2 separate regions of the Homo sapiens genome follow, and region 2 is linked to region 1. The links are chromatin loops, found by intact Hi-C in ENCODE. Cell type or tissue: endothelial cell of umbilical vein. All regions are shown on one strand. Each heading gives the region's core, and the rest is flanking DNA. Links, peaks and the distances in the headings are about the cores only. Region 1 has its middle 30 kb from the start of PANCR. Region 2 overlaps ENPEP (glutamyl aminopeptidase).

Evidence for each region. A loop is a pair of places that touch in the nucleus more often than their neighbours do. Peaks named below come from ENCODE experiments on the same cell type or tissue, not always from the same donor. Only the 100,000 strongest peaks of a DNase experiment are listed, where the experiment ranks them.
Region 2: a loop joins it to region 1, with 6 times the contacts of the local background. A loop is called at or near these places in 5 of 110 quality-filtered maps.

The regions. Positions count from the first base shown.
Region 1 is chr4:110,581,746-110,590,088 of GRCh38, forward strand. No RefSeq gene overlaps it. Among named protein-coding and RNA genes, the nearest start is that of PANCR, 30 kb to the right of the region's middle. RefSeq lists a silencer at 6,168-6,462. In endothelial cell of umbilical vein, for the core only: a CTCF peak has its summit at 4,696 (motif pointing left); a DNase peak (open chromatin) is centred at 4,556.
Region 2 is chr4:110,529,782-110,538,124 of GRCh38, forward strand. ENPEP (glutamyl aminopeptidase) reads left to right here. Exons shown (of 20, transcript NM_001977.4): 11 at 1,417-1,496. Among named protein-coding and RNA genes, the nearest start is that of ENPEP, 58 kb to the left of the region's middle. In endothelial cell of umbilical vein, for the core only: no CTCF peak of the experiment used is centred there; a DNase peak (open chromatin) is centred at 4,320; H3K27ac peaks cover 2,325 bases.

The DNA.
Region 1 (8,343 bases), core at 325-8,324:
AGACATGGTCACTGTACTTGGTTTGATCACTGAAATGTAGGGGTAAGTATCATGTGCCTTTCTTAAGCAAAAGCTTCCAGAGCAAACAGAACTTCAATATATTCTGTTTTCCTTTTGGCACAGCAACTGTCGAAGTTCTAAATAGTGGCTGCATCAGCCTAGTTTGAGAAGAACAGTTATGTGTGAAAAAGAGCCCTCAACCATACCTCAATGGACATTTAACATGAGTAAGAAGTAAACATTTTCCCAGCAGTTTGGGAGGCTGAGCGGGAGAATCACTTGAGCCCAGGAGTTCCATACTAGCCTGGGCAACACAGAGATACCCCATCTCTACAAAAAAAATCGTTTTTTTAAATTAGCTGGGCGTGGTGGTGTATACCTGTAGTCCCGGCTACTGGGGGTGGGGAGACAAGGGCAGCCTGAGGTGGGAGTATCACTTGAGCCCAGGAGGTCGAGGCTGCAGTAAGCCCTAATTGCACAACTGTACTCCAGCCTGAGCAACAGAGTGAGACCCTGTCTCAAAATAAATAAATAAAAATAAGAAGTAAACTTTTGATGTATTAAAGTAAAAAAAAGCCTGAACAAACTGTTTACCAATGAAGATCTGAAAGACAGTTTACTGATTAAAATATGTAGATGGTAAATTAACATATGAAAATATACTCACCATCATTTGTCATTAGGAAATTGAAAAGTGACATATCACTACAAACCTATTAAATGGCTAAAATTTAAAAACTAGCAATACCAATTGATGTGGAGCAGTAGGAAGAAACTTTTTTTTTTTTTTTGAGACAGAGTCTTGCTCTGTCACCCAGGCCAAAGTGCAATGACGCAATCTCGGCTCACTGCAACCTCCGCCTCCCAGGTTCAAGCAATTCTCCTGTCTCAGCCTCCCGAGTAGCTGGGACTTCGAGTGTGTGCCACCACGCCCGGCTAATTTTTGTATTTTTAGTAGAGATGAGGTTTCGCCATATTGGCCAGGCTGGTCTCAAACTCCTGACCTCGTGATCTGCCCTCCTTGGCCTCCCAAAGTGCTGGGATTACAGGCATGAACCACCACGCCTGGCCAGGAACTTACTCATTGGTGCTGGGAACACAAAATGGTACTTTTTGGATGACAATGTTTCTAACAAAGCTAAACATAATCTTACCATATGATCCAGCAATTGCACTCCTAGCCATTTACCTAGCTTATTTGAAAGTTTATGTCCACAAAAAAACCTGCATATGAATGTCTATAGCAGATTTATGCATAATAGCCAAAAGCTGAAAGCAACAAAAATGCCCTTCAATAAGTGAATGGAAAAACAAACTATGATAAATCTACAAAATGGAATATTATTCATCAATAAAAGGAGCTATCAACTTATAAAAAGGCATGAATGAATCTTCAGAGACTATTACTAAGTGAAAGAAGCCAGTTTGAAAGGGTATGTGCTGTATGATTCCAACTATATACAATTCTGGAAAGCAAAACCATAGAGATGGTAAAAAGATCAGTGGCTGCCAGGGGCTTGAGGCTGGGGGAGAGGTAAATAGGTGAAGCACAGGGGATATTTCAGGGCAATGAAACTACTGGATGATATTGTGATGGTGGATACATGGCATTAAGCATTTGTCAAAACCTAGAGAATATACAGCACAGGAATAAACCTTAATATGTGCAAATAAAAAAAGTCATTTAGGGGCTTTAGGGGGGGGGTCCCAGATCAAATACAAAAAGTAACCAAAACTAACTGTATTACAAGTACATTTACAACCTCATTTAAAGGGGTCGGGGGAAAAGTGCTGACCTCTGTAACTATGAAAATGAATGAAATTTGCAAGATTGAGTGCAAAAGAAACTATACATAAGCACTGTACTTTAGTTGACTGTTATTGTCCATGGGAATATTGATTAACAATTCTGATCTGCCCTACATATATGGTGGAATTGAACAATTACACAAATAGAAGATGGCAGGACCCAGGTTTCACACTACCGGAGTGAGAGGTTACAGACAAGCAAGGGAAGGAGGCTAGAATGAGCCATGTGGTAATGGATTAGAGTTTAAGGCATCAGTATTAACTCATGCTTAGCTTAATGTAGAGACAAATGGTCACATATAGAGATATTTATAGCTATGTGTATATATAGGGGTCAGTATATACACATGTTTTTCCTTGCTCTGTCAGTTGACGAACACTAGAAGCAATGACACAGTAGTATGGAGCACATTTAGCACCATTCTCCCATAAAAGAAACCAGGGCTCCTTGGAGAAATGGCTCATTCTAGGACTGGGGCAGGAAATATACAAGATGAGCCAGTAGCATCTTATAGCATCAGAAAGCAAGGAAGTGCTCAAAAACCAAACAAAGCAAAATAAAAGAACTTCATGATTGGAGTATGTCAGAGGGACACAGAAGCCAACTGAAAGAGCTCCCAGTGGCCAAAGCTGGACCAACTGGGGCAAGAAAATAAATAACATAGTATTGAATTGTAACCCAAATTATAAAATAAATATCCATGAGTCCATAGTGATATAAATAAATGTATAAATCAATAAATGGGAGACACAATCTCCTATGCAGAAGTCCAAATAAGTGATGTAGTTGCTTCTGCCTCAAGGAAGTAAGGCATAGCTATCCCTTCCTTAAAAGCAGACTGTGGGCCGGCGCGGTGGCTCACGCCTGTAATCCCAGCACTTTGGGAGGCCGAGGCGGGCGGATCACGAGGTCAGGAGATCGCGACCATCCTGACTAACACGGTGAAACCCCGTCTCTACTAAAAATACAAAAAATTAGCCGGGCGTGGTGGCAGGCACCTGTAGTCCCAGCTACTCGGGAGGCTGAGGCAGGAGAATGGCGTGAACCCGGGAGGCGGAGCTTGCAGTGAGCCGAGATTGTGCCACTGCACTCCAGCCTGGGCGACAGAGCAAGACTCCGTCTCAAAAAAATAAAAATAAAATAAAATAAATAAATAAATAAATAAATAAATAAAAGCAGACTGCGCAGAGTGACTTCCTCCCAAAAAATACAATAAAAAAAGGGAGTGGCGGGGGGAAGATATCTGGGCCAGGTGCAGTGGTTCGTGCCTATAATCCCAGCACTCTGGGAGGCCAATGAGGGAGGATCACCTGAGCTCAGGAGTTCGAGACCAGCCTGGACAAAAAAGGGACATGTAATCTCTACACAAAATGACAGTAAAGTGGAGAACTTGAGAAACAATACCACAGCCAGGTGTTCCAGATCAACATTAACAGTGACAAATCATATTGACGTGTACCCTTGATATGATATAATGAAGATGGCACTTTACTTCTGTGGCCATCCTCCACAAACCCATAACCCTAGACTAATCATGAGAAAAATATCAGACAAATCACAATTGAGAAACATTCTACAAAATGTCTGACCACTACTCAAAACTGTCAAGATTAAAAAAAAAAAAGTGAAAGTGTGAGAAACTGTTTCAACCAAGAGGAACCCAGGGAGCCCTAAAACAACTAAATGTAATGTGGTGTCGTAGTTGGGATCCTCGAACAGAAAAAGGATATTAGATAAAACCCAAGGTAATCTGAATGAAGTATAGACTTTAGCTAATAAAAATAAAATTCAATAACTATCAAATGTATGGATGATTCCTTAATAATACTTTTGTCCTTGCTAAACTTCTTTTTTTTTTTTTTTTTTTTTTTTGAGACAGAGTCTCACTCTGTCGCCCGGGCTGGAGTGCAGTGGCACCATCTTGGCTCACTGCAACATCCGCCTCCCTGGTTCAAGCGATCCTCCTGCCTCAGCCTCCTGAGTAGCTGGGACTACAGGCATGTGCCAACATGCCCAGCTAATTTTTTGTATTTTTAGTAGAGATGGGGTTTCACCGTGTTAGCCAGGATGGTCTCGATATCCTGACCCCATGATCTGCCCCCCTTGGCCTCTCAAAATGCTGGGATTACAGGCATGAGCCACCACACCTGGCCCGTCCTTGCTAAACTTATAGTGTGATGAATTAAAAAGAAGGTGAGCTTTGGCATCACGCAAATCAGATCTGCTCTCAGCTTCACTCCTTGGTTGCTGTTGAATTCTGAATGAGTTCCTTTTTTTTTTTTTTTTTTTTTGAGATGGAGTTTTGCTGTTGTTGCCCAGGCTGGAGTTCAATGGTGTGATCTCAGCTCACTGCAACCTCCGCCTCCTGGGTTCAAGCAATTCTCCTGCCTCAGCCTCCCGAATAGCTGGGATTACAGGCGACCGCCCCCACACCTGTATAATTTTTTTTTTTTTGTATTTTTAGTAGAGACAGGGTTTCACTATGTTGATCAGGCTGTCTTTCAAATTGCAAAAAGGAAAATTTGGTAACGGCAACCAAAAACACCGTAAGCCTATGTACTGTGCTGAAATACAAAAGCGTAAGCCCAAACTAAGAGTGTCTTTATTTTCTATTTGGATGCAAGCCAAAATCAAACAGAACTGACGTAGTGCCATTCTGCCTCTCCCAAGAAAGAAAGAAAGAAGGAAGGAAGGAGGGAAGGAAGGAAGGGAGGGAAGAGAGAGAGGGAGGGAAAAAGAACGGTTCGCGGGAAAAAGACATCAAATAACAGCAAAGAAATGCAGCTTCTAAAGTAATCTCCAGTTCCTTACTGGCTGTGAGGAAAAAAAACTTCTCACTGGATTAGTCCTGACATATTAAGAATTAAGAGCAGCCTCTAGTGGCAGATCAAAGATTTTACAAAGTAGCCTTGCAGAAACCAAAATGCCTTCTATTTTTTACTGCTTGCTCTAAGCAAGCTCAGAGCCAAATTAGCTCATCAACTTTTGCAAGTATGAATAATTTCACCCGGCTTTGAGTGTTCTTAATACTTATATTTTATTTATATTCTTTTTTATACGTAGTTTAGCTGGACTATTATAATATCATGGTGGGGTAGGATGTGGTGGGGGAGGATTTTTTTTCAAAGAACAAAGGATTGACTGAAGCCTAAATGAAGACAGATTTGATGAACTGAAGTTCAGTTCTCACTTAGCTTTTTCTGTCTCCTTAAATGAGGGTGATCAAAACTAGAAATATCCTAAGGAAAACAGAAATACCTGAGAAACAATGAATTTCCCTGAACTTCATCTTTCCAAAAGGAGCACCTTTCTCCAACACTGAATATGCCAAATGTCTCGTTTTACACACCTGCGTTTCTCCTTCCTCGGAACTCTATCATCCAAACCCTTGGTTTCTCATCACTTATGAAATTAAAAATAAATGAATAAATAAAATGTTCTTCCTCATCAGTTATTGCTACAAAGACGCTGTTATCTTGGGATAAACTCAACACGCCGTGATACGGTGTGAGGATTGCCTATCATGGCAGCTGTCCACTATCCAGAGAAACAATCAGAAAGTTTTAGGAACACCCAAGGGCAGATTTTTTTTCGTTTCAAATTTTCACAACGGACAGTACCAGGGAGCTGGGGGGAAACTGCTGAAAGCTGGGACACAAACGGGTGACTCAGGGTGGATAGAAGTCACCCCATCAGAGAGACCAAGGAACTTTACCTACCACCAACCACTTCCCTGGACTTTTTTGTTTGTTTGTTTTGACGAGTGTCTCTCTGTCGCCAGGCTGGAGTGCAGTGACGCCATCTCGGCTCACTGCAACCTCCGCCTCCCGGGTTCACGCCATTCTCCTGCCTCAGACTCCCGAGTAGCTGGGACTACAGGCGCCCGCCACCACGCCCTGCTAATTTTTTGTATTTTTAGTAGAGATGGGGTCTCACCTTGTTAGCCAGGATAGTCTCGATCTCCTGACCTCGTGATCCGCCCACCTTGGCCTCCCAAAGTGCTGGGATTACAGGCGTGACCTACCGCACCCGGCCCTTCCCTTGACTTTTAACCAGGCTTTTGGAGAAAGCGTGGAATAGTAAAAGGCCAAAACAATAGCCTCCCTTTCCCGGGTGTGGACACCCTTCCCGGTCCTCAGGAGCCTCAGAGGATCACCCTCTCCGCCCCTTCCTCTAGGGCCTCGCTTGGGAACGCAGCGAAGGCGAGGCCCGACCCTGCCTGGGACGCCGCAGCCCTGGCCCACCAGTGCTCCCAGCCCGCCTGTTCTCAGGATTCCGTGCGTCCAGCGTCGGGCTAGTGCCTCCTCCAGGTCAGAGCGCCGTTCCCTCTAGGATGCAGGAGCAAGAGATGTGCGCGGAAAGGTCCCCAGGACGAGGACGAAGCCTCAGGCTTCTCAAAATAAATGGCGCACTTGGCCTTGGAGGGAAAGGAGGAGGCCTCCGGGAAGGTGTGGAGGAGACTGGCAGCCTTGACAGCATCGAACTGGGTTCCGCCCACCGAGATTTCTGCCTCGAGGACCTTGCGGAGCAGCCACAGGCAGCCTCATGCGGGTGCCCAGCGTGCGGGACACGAGGCTTCTGCTCTTGGCGGGGTCCAGTGAACCCCAGGAAGGGCCTGGGCTGGGTGCCTGGGGCGAGGGTTGTTCTTGGCCTGGGACTTGGTCACGTCTCCATGGAAATATTGCTAATTGTTCCTTCACTTGAAAGACGAGACTGTAGACAAAATCTTTTTAAACCTTGACGGGCCTGTTACTCCCAAGAGCTTCTCTTCAAATTACTTGGAGAGAGAATGAACCATAAAATAATATTGCCTTCTTTCATATCCTTATATAATCATTTAATTTTTTAGAGCTTCTCTGCTTCTCTTACATGTGTGCTTTCAAGTAAATTAATCTAGATTATATTTTTTTATTAAAAATTCTTACCTCCTCATAGGAATGCTACATTGATGAATTAATATTTGCTAAGCACTTGGAAGGCGAAAACTACATAAAATTTGGTGGAATTACTCTATTATTATTGATACAGAAAAACAGTAACTTGATGGGACTGGTAACCGGGCTATTATTGTAAAAATGCTTTGCCTTTTCAGACAAAGTGGTGGAGTACAGAAATAATTATCCAGGTAATTCAAATTCCCCAGAAAATGCGGTCCTACTTGGAAGGAAAAGTGAATCTCCTCACTGATTTTGTTTTGTTCTTCTTTATTATTATTGTCACATTTAAGTTAATCACTTGTATAAATGTAATCACCTGGATAACTTTTCCATTTTGATTTCTCTTTCCTGTGATTTAAAATGAAGTAAGGCCAGATCTGCATTAACAAATTGAGAATTAAATAATACTTGTCCTTTTACAGCAGCCCCACTATTTTGATTTATATTCAGGTGTTGTAACAGCAATTTAAATACAAGTCCAATAATTTCAAATATCTTACATCTGTATGATTAGTTGCACAATATTTCTGACTAGTAGAGAGGAATAAGATTGATAATGTCTAATTTTTCTTAGGTATATGGTAACCAGAGCAAAGATAGGCATTATGGCTAAAATTAGATTTCCAGTTAAACTTACTTTCCCCAGAACACTTTTAATTATTAGGACAATTGCATTAATTCCCCTCTTTACTCTGCTAATGTCAACTTTGTCATAGGCCTCAACATCACATAGTACCAATAGTGTTTCAGAAATAATCTCAAGAGTTTTAGAAATAAATTACTTTTTCAACACAGAGTTTTTAAATGTAATGTTCTAAAATATCCAGTAAACAGCTGTAATCAACCATTATTAACTTTCCTGTTTTCAAGCACAGAAAACATTAAAATTTAATATCACAAAAGTAGGCCAGACCACTATCATCAACATAATAGTCATCATCACTTATAACATTTATTAAATTACTCAGTACAGGAGTGCCAGGAAATGAAATAATATTGTGACTTCACTAGAGGGAGCAATTCTTTTTAGTAAATTGTATTACTTAGTTCTATATATTTAGTCATCCTAGAGTGGATCTAGACATTTAACATAATTTGAGAATTAAAATGTGCAGAATTCATGAGAGATCTTATTGAAGATGTACTGTCATTTCAAGAGTTGTTTAGAGGTTTTCTTAAACTATCTGAGGAGAAAAACAGGGCTTGAAAACACAATATGGAATAAGTCCAAGGTAGTGATACTTTAGCTGAACATCTGTCAGCATTTCCATTTTGTTGTAATTTTCACACATTTGTACTTTTAGAGAAGAAATTACGGTCCGCTAAAATTGGTGCAGCATGTAATTCATTAAAAGTTCAACAACAATCACAGCAATAATAGTTAGTTTCCAAGCATCTGGTCATAAATGCAAATAAACTCCAGACTCAATTGAATAAAGATACTTATTGTAGTTAACCAATTAAGTGATAGATGTTCAGGCCTAGTCACATTTCTGCTATACATTTCTATTACTAGCTATTTATGACAACCTCAACAGTTCACTTAGATTTCCATCCTATTTGATATGTTTCATACTCTTGTTTTTGCCAGGAAAA
Region 2 (8,343 bases), core at 38-8,037, 52 kb before region 1:
TGACAAAGGGGGCCGGGCACAGTGGCTTATGCCTGTAATCCCAGCACTTTGGGAGGCCGAGGCAGGTGGATCACCTGAGGTCAGGAGTTCGAGACCAACCTGGCCAACATAGTGAAACCCCGTCTCTACTAAAAATACAAAAAAATTGGTTGGGTGTGGTGGCAGGTGCCTGTAATCCCAGCTACTTGGGAGGCTTAGGCAGGAGAATCACTTGAACCTGGTAGGCGGAGGTTGCAGTGAGCCGAGTCCGTGCCATTGCACTCCAGCCTGGGCAACAAGAATGAAACTCCGTCTAAAAAGAAAAAAAAAGAGAGAAAGGGGTCTAAGGAGATAAGGAGGAAGCACTGACAGTGTCCACTATAAGGCCCAAGAAGCAATTTATGTGTTGGTTTTATGAAACGTATAGCCAAAAACATTCCACTGCAGTAAAATGCTCCAAAGGAGCTGATTTTAAAAAAACTCAATCCTGTAAAACACTTCAATAGTTATAAAACAAGGGATTACTTCTTTCAGGTATATAGCAAAAATATATTCTCCTTGAATGACATACATTTTGTTATATCTTGAAAAGGTGAAATGTTAACCCTAATTCTCTGTTAGGGAATTGAATGTTGACAGATAAACCAACTTTGAGTTGAAACCTAAACCAGCCAATGGTACGTAGATTCACCTTCTCTCCAGATCTGCATTTTCTGATATGAGATGATATAAGAACAAACCAAAAAAAATGAGATTTCAAGACAAAACTGTTAAGTGTATATATCAAAATACAAAGTTAACTCCCACCTACCCACTCTGCAGGAAAATACTAAGTAGCTAAAGAGAAGCACTGAAAACTCCTGAAACATGCTTACCTGATGATTCTTCCCTTGAGCACTTCAGTTCTAGTTCTAAATAGGGGATATTTAGGGGAGGGTATGAGAGGCTTTAGGGGATGATGGTGGTGGTAGACTTTCAGCATAATTTCTAAAATGTGTTATTTCCTTCACAGAGTTTACTATTTGTCTTCTAATTTCTAAAAATGTTTTGTGTTCCTTGATGGAAATGGTAGCATATTAGACTGTGTGCAAGTATGTGTGTGAATGTTCAATATTATAATAAGATGTATTATATTTGTGTAATTTATGCAATATCTTTATTCTAAAATGCCAAAGCATGTTATTGAAATAATCTTTTTCATGCTTAGCTAATTTTTGATGCAATTTCTAAATTTTATAGATTTATAGAAATTGAGAACAGTTACACAGCTTATCTTCATCACTAAAATGTTGTATTAACTACATTAATTGTGTAGTATGGACTAGATAATCATTTAAAAGAAAAATATACTTGTCTATTGCTTTTTAGTGATTTTTACTCTTGAAATTTTATCTTTTAGTAATAAAAGTTAAATTTTTCTTTTTAAAAAAATTTTAGTTATACATGGAATATCCCAGTTAAATGGACTGAAGATAATATAACAAGCAGTGTGTTATTTAATAGGTCAGAAAAAGAAGGTAAATATTATTAATTGATTTATTTCTTCTTTGAATTGATGTACCACATTAAACTAATATAAGTATAAAGATGCAACAGTAAAGCTGGAACTTATGTAAACTTCAGCTAAGTGATCTCTTAAATAATTTATTGATGATTCCAAATCTTCATCTACAATCAGAACTGTTATACCTTGAGATATTCTTTTCAATGATTTATCTTGACTGACTGATTTATCATAAATACCCATATCCAAAGGAGAAGGGTCGCATGCCCAACAATTGGAAGATCAATGTGTAAGTTTCCTTCCTTCCTTCCTTCCTTTTTGTTTTTTCTTTTATCAGATAAGCCATTGAATTTCTTTAACTGTTATATGACAAGCCTGAGGATTTTTTTAATGCTCCCATTAAATTAGACCATTTTTTGGAAATATATTTGTGTTCTATCTGCACTGATTTATTTTTTCCTTACTTGAAAAATGTTAGAGTTGTATAAAAACAAGTAAACCTTCTCACGAAATTCCAGATTGATGAAAAAAATAATAGATAAGGCAAGCTTTAGCTGCAATCTTGGAAAGAATCCTTCTTTTTATATTTTTTCCATTGTATTTGTTTTGGTGTTTCAAAACTATTTCTTTTCTAAGACAAACCAGACTCATCTTTGCCCCATTTCATGAGGACTTGATTTAGAATAGTATTTGGTATGGACTTTCACTTGTGTCTTCTTGAAGATAAAAGTAGATCACTCATTCTTTATTTACATATGCCTAGTTGCTCATGTAAAATATTTTAAAATATTAATGAGGTATGATTTCTCCTGGCCAATAAATTTTTACTCTGTTTCCAGTAGATTGCCTTTTAAGAACAGCTTTACTGAGATATAATTCACATACCATAAAATTCACCTATTTAAAGTGTACAATCCAGTGTTTTTTAGTGTATTCACAGATGTGTAATCATCACCACAGTCAGTTTTAGAAACCCCATACCCTTTAGCTGTCATGCCTGCAGCCTCCCATATGCCCAGCCCTAAGCAACCACTAATGTATTCCCTACCTCTATAGATTTGTCTCTTCTGGTCATTTCACATAAATAAAAGTGTATATGCAGTATTTTGTGACTTTTCAATTAGCATAACGATTTCAAGGCTCATCCATGATATAGCATGTAACTCTACTTCATTCCTTTTTATTGCCAAATCATATCCCATTATATGGATATACCACCATTTGTTTATCCATTTATCAGTTGATAGATATTTGGATCATTTCCACCTTTTGTCTGTTATGAATAATGCTGCTATAAACATTTGTGTATAAGTTTTTCTGTGGATCCAGCATGTTTTTTCCACCTTTGGGCCTTTTAAAAAAAAACGTTTATTGTTAACAGTTTTTGTGATTTTTTTTTACTATTACTACAAACTACCAGCTTTGTCATTATAGAGGTGAAATCCTTCTGAAGCCCTTCTGCACAGGGATTGCTATTACAACAAAACTCTCTCTTGCTTATTTATGTTAATAATTATTGTAATATCGTGATCAAAAAAAATTCTAAATTTTTGCAGAATTCCCAGATCAATGCCACTTTGTTTTAGTATTTTATGCTGTGTTTCAATGCGAGGCTCTATCTTTTGTGGTCTTCTGACCATTTTCTTATTCATAAGTACACTTGCCAGAGGAAAAGGGAGAAGACAGAAAAAAAAAAGACATTTTCAACAATGTGTAACAGCACTGGTAAAAGACATAATAAGAACGTTAGAATTCCACTGGAAGGTTTTCAGTGGATTTGGTTTAACTATTACTAAATATTTTCCCCATTGGTCACCATAGTTAATTGAGGATTGGAAGAATATCTCGGCAGCTGTTTGATTTACTGTTTACAAGTTTGAAAGCGTGAATAATTCATCTACCCTAGTACAATTCACCCAGCACTTTCATGGAATGAAGTTTCCATACAAGTGAATTTTCCAGATAACTAAAGCTTACTCAAGTGCTTTGTAAAATGCATTTCAAGAGTTCACAATAGACATTGTTCTAATATGTGTTATGTACTCCTTAGAATATTTGGAATAATAAATTTAATCCTTAATTACTAGATTAATTCTTTCAAGCACGTATTGCTTATGTGCAAAACACAGAGATAAGAATGGGGGCAGTGCTGGAGCAAAAAAAAAAAAAAAAAGCAATCCTAACCCTTGTGTAGATGGTTGTCTAGGGATGGGTTTGCAGGCAGACATAATGCTGTGTCCTAAGTGCCTCTGTGGCAATGCAGATCACCAAAAGCACTCATAGAAGCATCAGCCCAGGTTTGGGGGTTCAGGAAGCATTCCTAAAAAATATCTAGGCTGAGAGTTCAGAGGCTAAGGATAGAGTATAAATGGGTGATAAAAATTGAATGTAGAGGAGACGTGTGCTCTGGACAGAAGCATGACTGTGAAAGTGAAAGAGCAGGGAGTTCTCACACTCCTTCGTATCCCTTTGTCAATACATTTCACACATTTTTTTGTTCTAACTATTGACCTATCTATGTCTCCCCTCCCCACAGAATATTCTTAGAGGAAATGGAGCTTATTTGTTATTGTTGTTCTGGATCTACAGCAGGCATCTAATAATTGTTTATTGAATAAATGAATGAATAAACAAATAAATGAAGAGGCTGATAGTTACAGAGCTTTGATGACAAATCTGCCTTTATCTGAAACTTCAGAATCATGTCTGGTCACTGAGCCAGAAGCAAACTAGAGGTCTTTTTCTACTTCAAAGTGTCTGCTCCATTTTTAGGCTGTACAATAAGTTCCTGTTTCCTGTTTAAGGACATCTTCAGCTCTCAGCTTAGAGCACGGATGACGAACATGTCCTGAGTGTACTAAATGGGCAACCAGCTCATGTTACCAGTCCTACCTCCCTCCTCTTGGTTTCTTTGATGATTCATTAGTTAGAAATTCTTCAGGCAATAGTGGGACTCTCCCCAAGGTCTTTTATTTACATTTCTATTGTATGTGCTATTTTAGGCGTTAAAACAACAACTAAACTCATAATTTCTAATGAAAGAAGAGAACCTCTATTATAAAACATTTTCTGGCTACTCCAGTTACCCTGAATAATCTCTCCTGTCATCATCTCCTGTCATAAAATATAGTATATTTTATCCTGTCACTTTCATCAGCCCTTATTCCTAGTATTATTACTTTATATTTTAAACAAAATCATTGTTATTAAGCTTCATATGTTCTCTCTTTTCGTTGTTTCTTTTTTTTTTTTTTTTTTTTGGGACAGAGTTTTGTTCTTGTTGCCCAGGCCGGAGTGCAGTGGAGCGATCTCAGCTCATTGCAACGTCCGCCCCCTGGGTTCAAGTGATTCTCCTGCCTCAGCCTCCCATGTAGCTGGGATTACAGGTGCCTGCCACCTCAGCTGGATATTTTTTTGTATTTTTAGTAAGGATGGGGTTTCACAATGTTGGCCAGGCTGGTCTTGAACTCCAGACCTCAGGTGATCTACCTGCCTCAGCCTCCCAAAGTGCTGGGATTATAGGCATGAGCCACCGCGCCTGGCCTCTCTTTTTTTTTTCTCAACTAAATTATAAGCTTCTTGATGACACAAACTACACATATTTCTTGTCTCCTGTCCACCCTATTATCAACAAGGTGCTACGTACATTCTGAGTTCAGAAAGTCCTAGTTTAATGAAGGGTTGTTTGCCCCAGAATGCTGTACTTTTAGAGGTTAACTGCATATATTTTAGTTATGTCTCCATCTTTTAGTATCAGCTGCTATTTTGGCTATTGTTAATGCATCCACATTTAGTAGCATACCACCTGTTTGCATTTAATTTACTGCTTTCTAACATTTAGAAGGATTGAAGGTTGTTATATGGTGTCAGGTAACCAATCTTGCTAAAACATAATATTTTAAAAGAGACATTTCTAAGTGCATAGGATCTGGGCTGGGTCTAAGTTCTAGGAGGTGGTGCGGACTCTACAATAGCTGTTTTTGCAACTCTTACTTCCAGATTTGAGGGTGTCCTCTGGATGGTTTGGACTATCCAGACTGTCCAGTCAGTTTCTATAGAAATAGATTTACTAAACATCTGTGATAATTATACATAAATATTTAATACCAAAATAATGATGGGCATGTATTTTTGTATTTGATGACAAAGAGGGAAGCACTTTCTTCATTTTTTCAAGCTAAGCCTCATGGAATGTGCAAGCTTTGATTGGATGATTATGGGTTCAGTTTTGCTGGTTTAGAAACTCAATTTGTCAGTTCAGCCCTAGTCAACCAAGTCTTGGAAGATCTACTTATCTAAACCAAACATACAAGAGATTAACTAAGAATGCTAACTTGTTAATTTACACAGTTAAAATATACTAGTTAGTGAATCTGAATACTCATGTCACCTAATTAGGTATCTCTTTCCAGGAAGCAAGTTACTTAGTAAGAATTAAAGGGCTGGGCGCGGTGGCTCACGCCTGTAATCCCAACACTTTGGGAGGCCAAGGCAGGTGGATCGCCTGAGGTCGGGAGTTCGAGACCAGCCTGACCAACATAGAGAAACACCGTCTCTACTGAAAAAATACAAAGTTAGCCAGGCATAGCCATCAACACTGAGGCAAGACCCTCTATCAGTAAAAAAGATTACAACTGGCTGAAGGCTCAGATGATTGTTAGCATTTTTAGTAATAAATTATTTTAGTTAACATATATACTTTTTTATACATAGCTGCCTGTAATGCCAGCTACTCGGGAGGCTGAAGCAGGAGAATTGCTTGAACCCGGGAGGCGGAGGTTGTAGTGAGCCGAGATTGCACCATTGCACTCCAACTTGGGCAACAAGAGTGAAACTCTGTCTCAAAAAAAAAAAAAAAAAAAAAAAAAAGAATTAAGGAAGAGTTAAGGTAGATTAATTATTTTACAGATGTCTTTAAATTGTGATAGTGTGATATATTGCATTAGCCAGGTGAGTCTAATTATTGCACTTTAGAAACAATCAATAGTGGTTTGGTGCAATAAAAGTTTCTTGTTCATGCAACAGTCTAAAGGAGATATTCCTGACTGTCATCTTTCCTAGGTGGCTCTCCACCAAATAATGACTTGGAAATCCTGTCTTCTTCCTTCTTATGGCTTTACCATCCCCTGCATCTTGGAATCCCTCACTGGTTCTTTTGCATCTAGCTCAAAGACAGGGGAAGATAATGAAGGAATCAGGCCTAGAAGTGCATCTATTACTTCTGCCCACATTTTATAGCCAGTTCTCAAATCATGTCCTGCAAGGAAGGCTAACATAGTCCAATTCTGTACCCAGGAAGAAAAGGGAACTGTGTGGTAAACAACTAGTAGGTCTCTGTCACATACACTGTTTTCTGTAGGACCAGACCTGTCAAATAGCCTGAAACACATGTTCCAGCTCAATTTGGCACCTACTTCCATGGGCACACTGGAGACACATTGACAGATCTTCACTACCCAACTCTCCTTTGCAGTTATTTTTTTTCAACTACCAAAATTATTGCTAATTGTAATCTTTCCTCATGATAATTGGGTTGCATTTTTCCAGTTTCCTATTCATTGCATGTTACATATTAAAGCCACAGGCATACCTGAGAGATACTGCAGTTTTGGTGCCAAGCCACGCAATAAAGCAAATATCACAATTAAGTGAGTCCATGAGTTTTTTGGTTTCCCAGTGCATATACAAGTGATGTTTACACTATACTGCAGTCTACTAAGTGTGCAATTGCCTTATGTGTAAAAAAGTATATATGTTAACTAAAATAATTTATTGCTAAAAATGCTAACAATCATCTAAGTCTTCAGCGAGTTGTAATCTTTTTTACTGATAAAGGGTCTTGCCTCAGTGTTGATGGCTGCTAGCTAATTAGGGTGGTGGTTGCTAAAGACTTGGGTGGCTGTGGCAATTTCTTAAAATAAGACAACACTGAAGTTTGGTGCATTAATTGACCCTTCCTTTCACAAAAGGTTTCTTTGAAGCATGCGATGCTGTTTAATAGAATTTTACCCACAGTAGAACTTCTCCAAAACCCTGGTGCTGCTTTCTCAATTAAGTTTATGGAATATTTTTAATCCTTTTTTGTCATTTCAAGATGCTCACAGCATCTTCACCAGGAGTAGATTCCATCTCAAGAAACCGCTTTCTTTGCTCACCCATAAGAAGCAACTCCTCACCTATTCAAGTTTTATCATGAGATAGCAACAATTCAGATACATCTTCAGGGTTCACTTCTAATTCTAGCTCTCTTGCTATTTTCACCACTCTGCAGTTACATCCTCCATATAGGTCTTGAACACCTCAAAGTCATTCCTGACGGTTGCAATCAATTTCTTCCAAACTCCTGTTAATGTTGATATTTTGACCTCCTCTTATGAATCATGAATGTTCTTAATGGCTTCTAGAATGGTGAATGCTTTCCAGAAGGTTTCTAATGTACCTTGTCCAGATCCATCAAAGGAATCATTATCTATGACAGCTATCACCTTACAAAATGTATTTCTTAAATAACAAGACTTGAAAGTCATTCCTTGATCCATGGGCTTCAGAATAGATACTGTGTTAGCAGCTGTGAAAACATTAATCTGCTTGTACATTTCCATAAGAGCTCATGGATGACCAGGCACACTGTCAATAAGCAGTACTATTTTGAAAGGAATCTTTTTTGGTGAGCAGCAGGTCTCAACAATGGGCATAAAATATTCAGTAAACCATTCTATTAACAGACGTGCCGTCACCCAGGCTTTGTTGTTCCATTTATAGAGCACATGCAGAGTAGATTTAGCATAATTCTTAAGGGCCTTAGGATTTTTGGAATGGTAAATGAGTATTGGCTTTAATTTAAAGTTACCAGCTGCATC